Regions from separate parts of the Mus musculus genome. Here region 1 is linked to region 2. The links are chromatin loops, found by intact Hi-C in ENCODE. Cell type or tissue: heart. All regions are shown on one strand. Each heading gives the region's core, and the rest is flanking DNA. Links, peaks and the distances in the headings are about the cores only. Region 1 overlaps Dclk3 (doublecortin-like kinase 3). Region 2 has its middle 17 kb from the start of Epm2aip1.

What was found. A loop is a pair of places that touch in the nucleus more often than their neighbours do. Peaks named below come from ENCODE experiments on the same cell type or tissue, not always from the same donor. Only the 100,000 strongest peaks of a DNase experiment are listed, where the experiment ranks them.
Region 1: a loop joins it to region 2, with 9 times the contacts of the local background. A loop is called at or near these places in 8 of 42 quality-filtered maps.

What each region holds. Positions count from the first base shown.
Region 1 is chr9:111,474,559-111,482,894 of GRCm38, forward strand. It overlaps Dclk3 (doublecortin-like kinase 3), which reads left to right. Exons shown (of 5, transcript NM_172928.5): 3 at 8,060-8,192. Among named protein-coding and RNA genes, the nearest start is that of Dclk3, 40 kb to the left of the region's middle. In heart, for the core only: a CTCF peak has its summit at 4,550 (motif pointing left); no DNase peak of the experiment used is centred there.
Region 2 is chr9:111,285,081-111,293,416 of GRCm38, forward strand. No RefSeq gene overlaps it. Among named protein-coding and RNA genes, the nearest start is that of Epm2aip1, 17 kb to the left of the region's middle. In heart, for the core only: no CTCF peak of the experiment used is centred there; a DNase peak (open chromatin) is centred at 4,981; H3K4me3 peaks cover 289 bases; H3K27ac peaks cover 327 bases.

The DNA of each region.
Region 1 (8,336 bases), core at 323-8,322, 190 kb after region 2:
GTCTTTGTTCTTTCCTTTGCTGTTTTTCCTGAACCCTTTAAGCAGGAGCGATTCTTCTGAGAGCTCTGGGTAGGTCCTGTGAGCTGGGCCGAATAAGATAGTCCACCAGTTACCCACGCCCACAGTTTTCACATGCAAGATTAGGGGTACCTAGGGACTAGTTTTACTTGGGGACAGTTGGTTTACCTTGTATTTTCTGACCAGGACAAGATCCTGGGATCTGTCTGTGGCTCAGCTTGTTCTCACAGTGCGAGGGATGGACCAGGCAGCAGTGTGTCACTGGAGAGTGAGCTCCGTGGCTGGTTGAGAATGGGAAGTTGCTCTGGGAAGTAGAAACTGTAATGGTGATGTGTTCGGTGTAGACAAATATCTCTGAGAGGTTAAGCAGACGCAGATCTTTGTAGAATTAAATATCACAGCTGAGATCTTTGAGTGCTTTAAGGCAGTGGTGTGTGTGTGTGTGGGGAGAGAAAGAGAGAGAGAGAGAGAGAGAGAGAGAGAGAGAGAGAGAGAGAGAAAGGGTGATGGCAAACTACAGATTAGCTGTAATTTTTCTTTTTAACAGTTTTCATCATTCACATTTACATGCATGCATACAACATATTAGGAGCAGATTCATCTCCTACAAGCATCTTGTCCCCTCCTGATGCTGCTCACTCTATTTTTCCCAACTAGTCTCTCTCCCTGCCATATTTATATATTTTCTATATGTGTGTGTACTTGTATGTGTGTACAAGTCTTGTGTGGGTGAATAGCTATAGTATTTTCAGCTCAACACACAATCTGTTCATGGCTACCAGACCAGTTGGCATTTAGAACTTTTTTTGATTTTGATAAAAAAAAAAAAAGGTCAGTTTTATTCTCTCCAAATAAACTTTGGTTGGCATCAGGACCTCTGAAACCTGTGACATCACATCGGCGGGACCCACAGACCTTTTCCCAAGGCAACAGCCACCATATTCCCAGAATCCACTTGGCTCACCTCCCACCTTTACCAGTGTTACATCATTACCCATACACAAAGAAAGCTCCCTCCCACCTTTTTCTCTCTCTTCTCCACTTCTCTTTCCGCTGCCATCTTCCTTGCCCCCCTCTCTCCCAATAAACCTCTTACATGTGGAACTGTTTTGGCCTGGTGTGCAGACTCAAGCTGCTATTCTAACACATCAAATTTTATGCATGTACAAGTATATATATGTGTGTGCGTGTACATGTGTACATGTACAGCTTCAAAAACAGCAGGAAGCTGTGTGTGAGCCATCTTTTGTGTATGAGGTAATGCCTTGCTCTTCCTGGGTGATCTGTCGGTGATCACTTGTTGAAACAGGTGTCTATCACACTCATGAAACACGTTTGTCCTTTTTCAGCCTAAGTCAGTTTGGCATATCATGTCTAGAGTCTAAACATTATCCAGTGCCAGGCTTTTGGTTTTCTTCAGACAAAGATGAGGCTTCTGCTGGACTTGACAACTTCTGTTGTCTGGGCTTAGATAGATACCATTTCCGAGCTTGTTGATAGAGAATAATTATGTTGCAAATGTGTTTGGTTTTTCCAAGATTCAGTATTCACCACTGTTGCCATGGTGACCAGCATCCATCAGTTGGTGTTCTTCACTTACCTACATGTGCTGTCAAATCAACGCTTCCTTTCTTTAAGAGATGGCTGCTGGCTCTCTATTAGACCTATCTTTGCTAAGCCTGGGGGATGCTTATTTTAACACCAACTTCTGACGGAGCAACGGATTATAAGTACAGCTGCTTTTTACAGACATTTTCTGTGCACACTGAAAGCTCTTAATGAATGTAGCTGCTTCTCATGATGTTTTAATCAACAGAAATATTTACATCTGATAATTAGGCCCCGGAGTAATGTTTCAGGCCTCCTGTATGGCAAGTTCATCTGGTCGCACTGATCTCATTTCCTGATATTAGGATTCTTCTACCCTTAGGGTTATTTAGACTCCTGAGATCTTACAAAGAAAGTTTTAATTATGAGACTTTCCAGCTTGCAGAAATATCCATGTTAATTGCTTCTTCTGCCTGTATGTGGTCCCCTGGAGGGAATGGGATTGTGTTGACTGAATCCCAGGGAAGGAGGGAGGAAGCCACAGGAGCCTGAGAAGAGGTGGTAATTAGACCAGCTCACCCAGGACGGGGAGTGTACAGGCCAGGTATCCTCAGCCAAGACATCTGTGTGAGCGGGCGGTGATGGAAGGGACGTTAGGCTCTAGCAGAGTCCTTCCAGAATCATCTCCTCCAGTGGGGCGGGGGGAAGAGTTGAGTCTTCTTCAGGGGAGGAGCTGAGAGGAGTGAGATGGGCTGGCGACCAGTTGTTCCTCTTCCTCACATGTGGAGTGCTGCCTTTCCTGGGTCTTGTCACTGTTCCCAGGTACTACAGCTCTGAGTGCTTGGAGTAGCAGAAATGGAGGTGGCATTGTAGGGACAGGTCACAGCTTGGGTGAAGACAAAGGCAGATCCTTTCTTGTTGGTTCCAGGATGAAGTAGGTTTGTCTGGCCATCTCACTACTGAATATGGCTGGAACTGCACACTGGTAAGTATGTGTTCTTGAGGGTGATAAGGAAAGCCTCGGGCAAGAAGGACCCACAGGGTGAGAAGGACACACACATCTCTTGCCCATTCTTCATCTGACATAAACGTCTTCCACCATTTTGTTGACCTTAATTCTCCATGTCCTTTTCCCCTCTCCCTTCTGCTACGATATACAAGTCGGTCTCAGTGGTAGCAATTCTCCGTGATCCACAGGCATTTCTTCTACCAGCTCTTACTCTCTCTCCTAAGCTAGAAGCTAGGCATGCACTCTTGTTTTCTTATTAATGCCCCAGGCATTAACAATTTTAAACATTGGTAATAACCACGGCGGCGCCTCTCATCAGGCCAGACTTCATGAAATTAAGGAACACAGATTTCAGCAATAACATGGAGTCACAAGAGACAGAGTTAGATGAAACAGGGCTTTAGTCCAGGTCATTTTGTTAGCGAATGCTAGCGATATCTTGTGGCCACCTTCCTAGGAGAATGTGTTCTCGGAAGCCCTTTGAAGATTGGAGATTGAATTTCTCAAGATTCTTTGAGTTGGAAAAAGCAGCTAAGTAGAGCTCTTCTGTGAGTTTCTGAGATCTTAGCTCTCCCTAGGCTCGGTTGTTTCTGGAAGAGCCTGATTCATCTTCTGCAAGGCCTGTCGGTTGGGGGTGATGTAAGATCAGGGGAGGAAGCTGGGGCTGGGGCTGAGGTAAACTCCCTGTTGTGTTTTGGCATCCAGCTGAAGTGAATAGGGTCAGGTGATCCTCCCTGTGGATGGGTTGGGATGGTGGGCAAGGAGAGAGGACTCTGGTGTCCTGACCTACAGCTAGTTAGTGTGCAACTCGTCTTTTTGATGGAGGAAGAAGACTCCAGGGTAATTATTGCAGCGTGAGCTTGACTGAGTTCAGGGGATCAGGGATGGTGAAAATATGCATGTAGTAGATACGGGTATCTGTTTCAAGATTCATAGTGCATGTGTGTGTGTGAAGGAGATCACAAAATTGAAGTTGCTGAAGGGGTGTGTAGAAATGGACTGTGTGTTTTTTAAGTGGGGAGGATTGGCTGTGTGGTGATGGAGCCAGTCTACAGGCTGGGGAGCTGACTCCCAGAGAGAGCAGCAGGGCGACTGAGCTGGAAGCCGCTGTTCCTCATCTCCTTTGATTCTCATCTTCCTTCTCCAGTGACACAACGGTGATGTGAAGTACAGAGAAATATGAAGCTATCAGATTCAATTTAGGAGACAAGGCTGTCTGACTGTCCTCCTTCAGCAGGCTGCCCTCAGCTAAAAACACAAGTGGCCTAGAGGCTGCTGTGCTCTGGCCTGCATGGCTCCCTGGCGTGGCCATTTTCAGACACCCTTTGTTTTTGTTGATCTTCCTTTCCCACACCCCTCCCCAGGACCCCCATCCTCCTCTTGCTGGTCCCCCTCCTCCTGGGTATTTTATTATTTTCTTTATCTCCTGCCTCTTGCTCCCCACCCCAGGAAGCCTCTTTTCCTCCTCTGGTATGACCTGTACTCACCCTCTCTACACACAAATATAAATATGAAAGTCTAGGATCTGTGTTGGAGAAAACATGTGGCATTTATTTTTCTGAGTCTAGGTTGCTTTGTCTAATGTAATAATACCCAATTCTGTTTATTTTTTTTCTACCAACGTCATGATCCCATTCTTCCTATGGCTGCATAAAGTATCGCTGTGTATTGAGCCACATTTTCATTCTTCTTTTTTTGGGTGATGGACACCTAGGCTGGTTCCATTTCCTGGCTACTGTGAACAGCGTGATGGTCAGGGGATGACGGTGCCTTTCATGTTCCAGTGTCAATTAGTGTGGGGCACTGGCATTTTGATATGGCGTGGCTTCTAAGATCACTTCAGTCCTTGTTAGTTGGAAATGTGCTTTGGAGGGAAACGGCCTAAAGAACCTTGAAGATTCAAGCAGGAATTTAGCAGAGATAAACAAGCCTCTTCCAAGCCTAATGTTGAAGGGTGCCTGGTTGCTGGTCTGTACTCTGCTGCCCCCTTCTGCTTAGAGATTAAATGTACATTTTAGATTTTATTTATTAAGGCATGTTTGCTTGTTTTTTTGGAGATAGGGTCTTCATTGCTGTACAGTGGAAAGTGGCCTGGAATTCTCTACCTTCCTGAGTGCTAGGCTTACAGGCATGCACCTCATAACTGACTGCATAACCGTGCTTAAATTGATAAACTGTGGAAGGGCAGAGTGGAGGCCAACTGATGACAACATAAAGATCTCTCTTGAGGGACACGCATGTAACTCAGTTGATAGAGTACTGGATGCATGAAGCCCTGGGTTTGATCCCTAGCACTGTGTTAACTAAGCATGGTGGTGCACACCTATAATCCGAGAACTTGGGATCTGGAAGTGGGAGGATCAGGTGTTCAAGGTCATCCTGAGCTAACTGGTTTGTTCTACATGATACCCTAACTCAAAAAAAATTTTTTTTCTTGAGATTTTGGGGCACATGTGGAGTTATCCAATCCTTCCATCACTAATGCAGACCACCTGGATTCCAAGCAGGACACTCTGGTGTGGCTGGAAAGGGGAGCATAGACAGACAGACCAGTCAGTCATTCATTCTGTGTGCAGCCATCACTTAATAGACTGTCTGTCAGAGCCCTGGATCAGCCCAGCAAGAACATGGCTTAGAACAGCAGGGTTTGATAAACTTGGAGACGTGGGTTGGGGGTAAGCGGATTCACAGGCAAGTAGATCCAGGGCAGGATGGCTTCCAAACCCAGGAAAGCCAGAAAAGCTTCTTGAGACATAGACATTGAAGTGGACATTTAATGGGGCCTTTGGCTGCTTGGCCAGATGAGAGTCCTGAGTGTTCCCTATCTCCACAGTCGAAACCAAGCCACATAAAGGACTTGCCAGGAGTCCTGGGATCATAGCTTAGAGAATTCAGAAAGCCAGTTTGGGGTTGGGGTGAGGTGGGCGGTTCACGGTCCTTGCTTCCCATCTTTGGAAAGGATGCATTCCTATTTACTGTCATCCCAGAGGGGATACTGAGAAAGCAGATAGGGATGGACTTATGGGTCATCAGGAATGGATATGTGATGAACTGGTGTCTGGTGGAGAGAAGTGTTAGACAAGTTTCCTGTTCGGGTGGAGGTCTGACTTGAAGGTAAGACAGGTATTAAGGTGAAGCAATATATTAAGGTGCCAAAACACTCACACATGGCATAGCCTTAAGTGGAATGAAGCTGTTTACATAGTGAAGCCAGCAACAGCCTCGAGAAGAGCTGAGGAGACAGGTCATTGGGTAAAAGTGCTTGCTGTGAAGGCAAGAGAACCTGAGTTCAAATCCCTGGCACCCACGTAAATGCTGGCCATGACTGTGCACGTATAATTGATGTGTTGGAGAACAGAGACAAGTGGGTACCAGGAACTTGCTGGCCAGCCAGTCTAGCTGAAACTAAGTTCAATGAGGGATCTGTCTTATTAAATAAGATGGAGGGGTGGGGCAGCCAATGTCCTCATCCTTGCATGGATACCTGTATCTACACACTACATACCTGTATCTACACACTACATACCTGTATCTACACAGGTACATACCTGTATCTACACAGGTACATGCCTGATGTATTGCCTCTCACAAAAATAAATAGATAAACACAGAAGAAAACAATAATAGACAATGCTGAGACTAGTAAAGAAACCATAACAGTAGAACCGGAGTCTTTAACACACCAGTCCTTCCCAGCAATGGGCGGTGTTCCAGGTGGGAAAAGCTGAACTCTGAAGAGACAAGAACATGATATTATGTTTTAGACAGGCTCATAGAGTCATTTAAAACTGATGTGCTGTTTTGAAGGCATATACAGGACACCAAACACAATACAATCTTAAATCAAAGCTTGAGTTTCTGGGGTAGGCTTTGGAATTGTGGGTTTCCAATTACTTTTTTTGATAGAAGTACCCATTTTATTTTGATGTATTGAATTGGCCAGATACTTTTGATTCTGATCATTTGGCTAGAAATATTTGCAAATATTTTTGTGGGGAACATTTTTTCTCAACAATTCTGTAGTCATATGATGGATGGAGACAGTCCATCTGGCAGTTCCATATGGAATTGCCAACACTATTTTGTGTTCCTTTCCTTCCCAACTAGACTTTCTAGCCCAAATTATTCCATTGTCTCTTTCAGGCTGCATCTGCCTCTGTGCGCAGAGTGAGCAGAACTCGGCTTTGGGTCCGAAACTATGGTTTGTTCTTGGCCAGGTTAACTTAGGAGCCAGTGATGTGAAGAGGCTTGGAAGGGGGCTGCAGGACACCCTGACTGGGATTAGGACACCCTGACTGGGATTAGGACACCCTGACTGGGATTCCCAGGTTCTCTAGCATGGAAATGGATCCGGGATACACAGATAGTGGTAGAAACAGAGAGAGTTTATTAAGGAAGAAAAGCACTTTATAGAATGGAAATGAGCTGGAGTTAGGTAAGGGTCAGAAGCCCAGTGGTTCCCGGATGGGCAGGCAGGGATGTGTGCACCACATTCCATGCTTTCTTGGGTTTTTCAGCCTTCCCCTTTGTCATTGTTTCTGCTCATATACCAGTCTTGACCTGGACTCAGCAATTAAGATACATGCAGCTTGTGGAGACGTCAGCTATGGGGTCGGGGGAGGCAGGGGCAGGGGCAGGAACCTCATGTGTGACACTATGATGTCATCAGGATCTCCCTCAAGCTGCATGCATCTTGAACTTGGAGCAAGACGGTACTGGGTTTGACCCTCATCATTTGCTCTATGTGGAGTGTAACGTACATTTGTTTATCTGTAGTGGGGTGGGAGCATGTGCCGCCATCCTATGTGGAGGTTAGAGTCAGGTTCTCTCTCTTCCCACCCTATGGGTTCTATACCCACTGAGCCATCTCACTGTCCCTCTAGACCACTGCTTGTTCTTAGTTTATGTTCAGAGTATCAGGACTCCTTGTTAGAACACAGCGGTGTCTGGTGGAAATGGTTTCCATCTGCACTGTCCAGCACGGTACTCAACTCACAGGTTGCTCTTGGACAAACACATGTGCCCAGTGCAGCTGAGAAACTGAGCTTTAATCAATGAATTCTTAATATCACATTTGATAACACACGAAGCTGAACTGGATTGTGCAGTGAACCTGACTCTGGTCCTTTGGTTGAAAATGTCAGCAGCTACTTTGACTTGGTTGCACACACACACTACTGTCTCAGTGTCCCTGGTTGCACACACACACACACACACACACACACACACACACACACACACACACACAACTGTCTCAGTGTCCCTGGTTGCACACACACACACACACACACACACACACACACACACACACTACTGTCTCAGTGTCCTAGGGTTCACATACAGACTATGGTCTCAGTGGTACAGGTTACACACACACACACACACACACACACACACACACACACACACACACACTACTGCCTCAGTGTTCCTTCTTTATTTCCATCGCAGTTTTAATGCTTTGGACCTTCTGATCCCTTCTAGGTTCAGCGAAATGAAGACAAGTCTATCACCTTGAAGCTGGCTGATTTTGGCTTGGCCAAATATGTGGTGAGGCCTATATTTACTGTGTGTGGGACGCCAACATATGTAGCTCCTGAAATTCTTTCTGAGAAAGGTAAGTGTTACCCTTTGCTCTTTGGTACTTAAGCTTTGCAATTGACAAATGCCTTACTGATTCCAGCAAGGAACTGTTACAAAATCTCAGAGAGCTGAAACTCAGGCTTGATAAATATTTATTTATTTATTTATTTATTTATTT
Region 2 (8,336 bases), core at 148-8,147:
TCACGATCTACCTACCCCACAGCGACTACCCCATGGTGACTTCTTCCTCCTCTTCCTTTCTTCTCTCCTCAGGGTCCCTGCTTGAAACCCTGGGCCTGGAAAGTTCATTCCACCCCTTTCTTCACCCAGCCCAGGGTGTAAGCATCTTTATTAACCAATCAGGGATAACTTGGGGCGGGGGCAGGGTCCAGGTTTACACAACAAAGGCTGATATATGTGAGGATCTCCTTGTCTTAGAACAATCAGATCTTGGGGTACAGAATTTAGCATTTGAATACATAGCAGCACCAGACCAACACACACACACACACACACACACACACACACACACACACACACACACACACAGAGAGAGAGAGAGAGAGAGAGAGAGAGAGAGAGAGAGAGAGAGAGAGAGAATCTTTAAAACAAATCAAGTTTACATTAAATAGAACACATGCTGTTTTAAAAATGAGGGCTGAGGAGATTGGCTTGGTGAGTAAGATGGGTAAGATTGCAGACCTGAGTTGGGAACCCCACTGTATGTGTGAAGCTGGATGTATGGGGAATGGTATTTATCAACACCGAGGTATGACATTTACTAAGCTGCTGCTGCACTTCTCATGAGCATATTTGTCACAGATGAGGAGGAGCGGGTCGCTGCTAAGTATTATGACCTCTTAGATGACCTCTTAGCCAGTGTCAGGGGACTTGGCTTCCTATGGCTTGACAGCACTGCACGGGAGCAAGAGATAGATCAGAAAGGTGCCTGGTGAGCAGGAAGCTTTGCTGTTGCTTTTGGTAGCAGATCTGGTTTCCCAGGCAACCAGGGTCCACTTAATGAATGGCTGCAGGCAGCCGACATGAACCTATCCATAGCAACAGGACATAAGAAAGGAAGTCCTCAGCAAACAATATTTCATTTTGGCCTGGGCACACAAGACTCTGGGTGATTAAAAGATTCAGAATGCTGAAAGATAAGAAGAGCCTGCGTGTCCTTGTTCTGTCCTTCATGCACCCTAATGACAGCCACTCACTGCACAGTTTCTTCATTATTTTTCAAATTTCGGTTTCACATGTATATCTGTATATTGTGAATTATATTTTCATTTTTAAAATGGGTTGTGTTTTGCCTTTACATTTATTAGAGTTATTTACTGTGTGGGGGTGTGCACATGTAGGGGCCAGAGGACGACTTGTGAACTTTCTGTCCTTGCATCATGTGGATGCCAGGGATCAAACTCAGGTGGTCAGGCTCCGCAGCAAGCACCTTTAGCCCCTGAGCCACCCCGCCAGCCTGCTAAGCCTTTCCCTGTTTTAATCATTAAGCATCCATTTCTTCCTTTTTCGCCACAGACTTATTTTTGTAGTCGTGCCGTTGGTTTTCCTCTCTATTGGTTACTTCTACAGCATTAAATTTTATTCTGAAATGACCTAATTTTTATTCTATTCTAGCCATTTTTACCAGCGTGACTCCCCCCCTCCATCTGCCTTTTAGTTTCTGTGAATTCTGATTTAAAATTTTTTAATTAATTTTTATGGGTCTGGCTGGGTATTTTGCCTGTATGTATGTTTGGGATCCATGTATGTGTGTGGTGCTCCCAGAGGCCAGAAGAGGGCACTGGGTCCCTGTTCCAAGATACTTGGTCACATTGTGAACCCCAAGATTGTGTTATTTACTAAATTTAGCTGTTTCTAGTCATGGTGTTGAGATGCCAAATCTTTTAGGTTCAGACTCCATTTTAGAGCACCTGACCTAAATTTGAACTCAGGTAAACTAACAGGCCGGTACCTAGCATCAGTCTCCAAGTTGCCCCCCAACAAAACCCGAGCTTAGCTCCAGTCTCTAGACTAATTCCCAACAAGACCAGCATCTCCAGGTTATTCCCCTAACAAACCTGCACCCTGGTTACAAACCCACCTCCTGCCTAACGACCACCAATGCAGAGGGGAGCAGAAGTTAAGTTTATGATGTGACCCCCAGCACCAGCCAATTATGTTAAAGGCCACAGGAGCTTTCCAATTAGATGCTTGCACATTTACCTCCTGGTTGCTGCGTACTATAAAGCCTTGCCTCATGGATACTCGGGGCTCCCCCACCACCAAAGCCGTCCTGTGTGATGGTGGTGTGTTGGGGGTGTCCCGAGCTAGCACAAATAAAATAAAGACCGTGTTGTAGGTTGTATCAGATTGGTTCCTGTCTACTCTTTGGGGGCTACTAACATTTCCCTGGCACTACAGCGTGGCTCAGCCCTCAGCACACAGCTTTAATCCCTCTGGCAGAAATACAGATCTGCCCTTCGTTCACATCTCTAACCCCAAACAATGAAGGTCAAGTTAGTTTGTAGAAGGAAGCACCCGTTTGTAAGTGATGTTTAATTGAGGGGCAAAGTGATGAATCAGTGAATGATTTGACAGAATAGGATGTGCCCAAGTCTCATAAGAAAGAGGAAAGGGAAGCTACTTAAGGGGCAGTGCAGAGAAAGAGAGAGAGAGAGAGAGAGAGAGAGAGAGAGAGAGAGAGAGAGAGAGAGAGAGAGAGAGAGAGAGGAGGCAGTCTTACTGGGATGGTTGTACAGAGACAGGTTGAAAAGAGAGAACAAGCTAGACACAGGTGGAGACAGAAGGAGCCAGGGGATTAGAACAGATTGCTAGAGTTAGTTTGAGGCCAAGCAGAGCAAAACATGAGAGAGAGGGAAAGAGGGAGAGGGAAAGAGGGAGAGGGAAAGAGGGAGAGGGAGAGAGAAAAGAGAAGCCAGATCAAATCAGTCAACTTGTAGAGGAGTTCGAGCCAGAACAGCTGAGTTGAATCAGGCAGTGAAGGTTCAGAACGAATGAGAAAGGGCGAGTTTATTCAGCAGCAAGTCTCAAACTGAAAACATTCTAGCCTAGGTTAGATTATTCCAGGCTAGAAGCTTCCGGGACTAAGCCAAAGTTAGCAGGTAAGGCAGTAAGCCTCGGAGATGACAATTTAGTCAGGCGAATAAAGTTACTTTTCTAGATCCTCTGGAAGTATAGCTCCAGGTGGTTGTAAGCTGCCATGTGTGGGTGCTGGGAATCAAACCTGGAACCTTCGGAAGAGCAGCCAGTGCTTTTCAACTGCTGAGCCATCTCTCCAGTACAAACACATCTTAATAGACTGTTATAATTAAACACCTACATGGCCAATGTCCAGGCCATGAAATGCATTTTATATCAAAACTTTAAAAGCCCATGTCAAGTCTCTTCACCCCCCTCCCCCTAACACACATTCACACCTCTGCTGCTGTGGTAATGATTTCTTGGTGGGTTGTTGTTAGGGGAAGGGAGTTAGTAATTTCTCCGACATTTGCCCTGTTACCATATTTAAATAAAAACGCTGTGACAGTTATTCCTGAGTCTGTCCCTTAATGTGACGTTGTCTTCTAGAAATGGAGGTCCCCAGTCCAAATTCATAATATACATGCCACTTCTTGACATTCTTAGGCATCTAGCTGTGTGCTAATGTGACAGACGAAACATTGTGATTCTTAGTTCTATGGTGTTTAGTTTATGAGTCTGCTAATTTTGGTTTCAAGCCGTACTTATTCTCAACTTCCTGTCTCTGCATTTTTAAACTTCATCTCCTCTGCTTGCTATCAGGGACTCTTCTGTAAAATAGAGATGTTCCTGCCACTGCCTCCAGAGAGCTGGGATTAAAGGTATTTGCTATCACTCTCAGCCTAAACTTTACAGATTTATTTATTTATTTATTTATTTATTTGTGTGTGTGTGTGCGGCACATTTGTGTTATAGCATGTGTGTGGATGTCAGAGAACGACTTCCTGGAGTCAAGTCTCTTCTTTCTACAGTATGACTTTTGGGGATTCAGCCCCATTCCTCAGCCGTGGCAACAAGCACCTTTACCTGCAGAGCCATCTTACTGGCCCTTAGTTTTTGTTTACATCCCACCCCCCCCCCCTCCCCGTTTCCTGAGAGGTCATTTTGTTATTGTTCCTTTGTCATTCAGGTACATGTTTTCCTCAGATTTGCTGGGTCTCTTCTGTCTAATAGTGAGGAACTAGCAAGTTTAACTGAGATGGCTTTGTCCACGAAAGGCTAATTGGCTGGTCTTAATTAGCAAAAATGTAGGGAAGGAACTGAAAGTCACAAAGGGAAGCTTTTACTCTAGGCTCCTGAAATCTTTCTAGCTGTTATATTGTTACTAGGACAGGACAACTTCCTTTACCATCTCTGTCAGGAGCCAGCATGTCCTCCTTTAAGCTAATTTGATTTGGCTTCTCTATTACCAAAAATCTAAAGGAATTGGTTAAGTAACCTCCCCATACCTCTTTCCGTATTATTATATAATGTTCAGCAATTCCATATGACAAATGCAATGTAGAAGGTCCTGGGATGAATGTGTGCTTGTGCGTGCCTGCGCGTGTGCGTGTGTGTATTATGTTATTAAATGAGGCTTTCCAGACCTAGCAACTTATAAGGAAGTAAGTGTGCTGGCTAGTTTTATATCAAGCTAGAGTTATCTGAAAGGACAGAACCTCAGTTGAGAAAATGCCTCTATAAGATCTTGCTGTATTTTCTTAATTAGTGACTAATGGGGGAGGGACTAAACAAGTCATGAGGAACACGCCAGCAAGCAGCACCCCTCCCCCCAACTCTGCATCAGCTCCTGCCTCCAACTTCCTGCTCGGATTGAGTTCCCGCCCTGACTTTCCTCCGTGAAAGTGTACCTGGAAGTCTATGCTGAAATAAACCCTTTCCTCCCCAAATTGCTTTGTTCATGGTGTTTCATCACAGCAATAGTAACCCTAACTAGGACAGTAAGGAAGAAACAGATAAGGATTAAGCAGAGGAGAGGATCCTGGTTGGTGGGGTGATAGCTGGCCATTTGCTTGATCACCACTCCTGTAAAAAGAACTCTGGAAAATACACAAATGACATCACGGGTCTACAGGCCTGTTGAGAGGTCGAGCCCTTTGCGCCCTCTGGTGGTAAAGCTTTCCGCCGGGGCGCTGCAGTATGCGCTCCCGCCACACGGGGGCAGCAGACTACGCTCTGGGTCCTCTGGGCCGCAGTCGCTCCCCAAGGCACCTGAAAACACAAAACTTTCTCAGGTGAGTCAGCTCTGAATGAGACATGGCACAGCGCCAGCAGCGTGTTCTTGTTCTCATCACCCCACACTCTAGTCGCTTCTCCACCAGAGCACGCGCACCCCTTTCCCTCTGCCCTGTTCGCCTGTCCTTTCCCTTACAATCCCACCTTCAGTGCGCCCAGCTAATCGGAGCCATCTCAGGCGTTCTGTCCTTGGACATTTGACATCATGATTCCTAATTTCCCCATGAGAATCAGTTTCTCAGTTTAATGTAAATTCCTTTCATGTAATATGCCCGCTGAATATTATTTCGCCCTACACTTGATTCAGCGTGTGTGTGTGTGTGTGTGTGTGTGTGTGTGTGTGTGTGTATTTGATATGTCATGCATACTACTCTAGAATTACTGCTAGTAGTTTTGTGACGTTCATAACCATTACTGATGCACTGTTTTTTATTCATTCTGCAGCATCGTGCCAGCTAAGTGCTACGGAGCTGGGAACATAAATACCTAAAGCTTTGGGGAGCTCTGCACCTCACCAAAGCAAACCGTGAAAAGCTGCCTATGCAACAGTGTGAGCGAAGCAAAGAAGCAGAGGCTGCCTGGGCCATAGCAGGTTACCATGGAGACAGGGACACTGGGAATTTGCAAGACCGAAGAGGGTAGGAATTGGAAGTTTGCAAAAATCACAGCTCAGGGGCCTAAGCGATGACACAGCGGTTTAGAGTACTAGAAGCACCTGCAGAGGACGTAGGTTCAATTCCCAGCATCCACATGGCAGCTCACCATCTGTAACTCCAGGGCTAGGAGATCCAAAGACCTCTTCTGACATCCATGGACATAGGGTACGAAAGCGGTGCATATCCATCCATCCAGGCAAAGTACTCATGGCACATAAAAATGTATACATCCCAAAAGGTAACAGTCTACAAAATCCCATACACTCCTCTAACTGCAGAGGGGAGTCAGTGAGATCAGAATGGATTGCTTCAGTTTAGCCAGTAGGTCTGGTGTAGGTGTTTGTTTAGTGTTATTACTGCTAATCACCTTGTTGACCTATCTGGCTGGTCTGTGGCTAGGTCTCACTTAGTGGACACTGCATGAAAATTTTGAATTAGTTAAATAGGAATGTCTTAGTCAGTGTTTCTATTCCTGCACAAACATCACGACCAAGAAGCAAGTTGGGGAGGAAAGGGTTTATTCAGCTTACACTTCCACACTGCTGTTCATCACCAGAGGAAGTCAGGATAGGAACTCAAGCAGGTCAGGAAGCAGGAGCTGATGCAGAGGCCATGGAGGGATGTTCCTTACTGGCTTACCTCCCCTGGCTTGCTCAGCCTGCTTTCTTATAGAACCCAGAACTACCAGCCCAGGGATAGCACCACCCATAAGGGGCTCCCCTCTTTGATCACTAATTGAGAAAATGCCTTACAGCTGGATCTCATGGAGGCATTTCCTGAAGGGAGACTCCTTCCTCTGTGATAACTCCAGCTTGTGTCAAGTTGACACACAAAACTAGCCAGTACAGGGAACTTCCAGGTAATACAATTAAGTTTTCTAGAACTGTATCCAAAAACATCAAAAGCGTTATTTATTTATTTATTTATTTATTTATTTATTTATTTATGTGACGCTTACAATAGCTCTGTCTGTTGTAGGCTTCACCTCTGGGAAGTACTCACCTCAGCTGTACTCACGATAGCTGTCTGACTACTGTGGGCAGTCGGATTTCTGACTTATGTGTTGTACACACTTGAGGGCTCCAGTTACAGGAGTTGGCTTGATCTGTGAGGAACCACAGGCTAAGGGGGTGCTTAGTCATTATGGTACCTGCTACAGAGAGGAGGGGCTATTTGGGCTGCCTTGCTGTGTAAAACACAACGGTCAGAACAAGTAGGGGAAGAAAGGATGTATTCAGTCCAGTCACCAATTCAATAAATACTCCACCGATTTGCCTAGAGCCAGATCTTACCGGGGAGCATTTTTACAATTGAGGTTCCCTCCTTTAAGATGACGTTAGCTTGTGTCAAGTTGATGGAAAACTATCCAGCATGGGACCTAAGTTCATATTCCCAGCACCCACAATAAAAGCTGGCCAAAGTGGTCCATGTCTGGAAGCCCAGCACCGAGGATGGGAAAGGAGGCGGTGACAGGCAAAGTTCGGAAGCTCACTGTCCAGCTAGATCACCAAACTGGCGATCTCAAGGGCTGGTGAGAGACCCTCTCTCAACAGAAAAGGTGATTAAAGAAGACACCTGAAGCCAGACGATGATGGTGGGTGTCTTTAATACTCGTACTCGGGAGGCAGAGGCAGGCAGATCTCCTTGAGTTCGAGGCCAGCCTGGTCTACAGAGTGAGTTCCAGGACAGCCAGGGCTACACAGAGAAACCCTGTCTCGAAAAAACAAAAAGACACCAGATGCAGAGCCACTGACTTGTACCCACACATGCACACGTGTACCATGCTTGCACACACACACACACACACACACACACACACACATCCTGGTTGTCAGGAAGAAGAAGCCTCAGGAGCTGGAGCAGCTGCTGAGGGCCAGTGAGCTAGGACACACCACGGGAGGATGCACTAATTGATGAGGCTGCTGAGGATGCTCAAGCATGGCCGGGGCCTCTTGGCCGTAGTCCTGGTTCACGAGAGCGAGAGTGCAGGCTACCTGCAAGGCGAGCGTGGAATGGTGACCCAGACCCAGAAACCATAGCTGTCCCCTTTGTCTCCCTGTCCTTACTCCTGCCCCATAGACTAAAGGATGCAGGTGTGTGGACACTCCAGTTGCGTGTGGTTCAAGTTCTGTCCACAGCTCCCAAGGCCCTGACAAACAGATATCCCCTTTGCTACCCTTTAGCTGATGGCATCACATTGATGCCTCATCTGTTTTAGAAGGACAAACCTGAGATCCCAAGTCGGCTAAGTTCTTACAGAGATGGTAGAGTTCCCTTGTTAAAACAAGTAGGAGGTTCTTAGTACAGAGAGAATGGTCTACAGCAACAGCTCTCAGCCTTCCTAACACGGCAACCCTTTAATACAGTCCCTCATGCTGTGGTGACCTCCAACCATAACATTATTTTTGTTGCTACTTCATAATTGTAATTTTGCTGCTGTTATGAGTCATAATGCAAACATCTGACGTGTGGGTATCTAATATGCGACCCATAAAGCGGTTGTGACCCTCAGGTTGAAAACTGCTGGTCTAGGAAGAGAGTGAAGACTTGGACTCTGAGTGTCACAGTTCCCAGGGGTCATGGAGAGGCATGCTCAGAAGAGAGTCA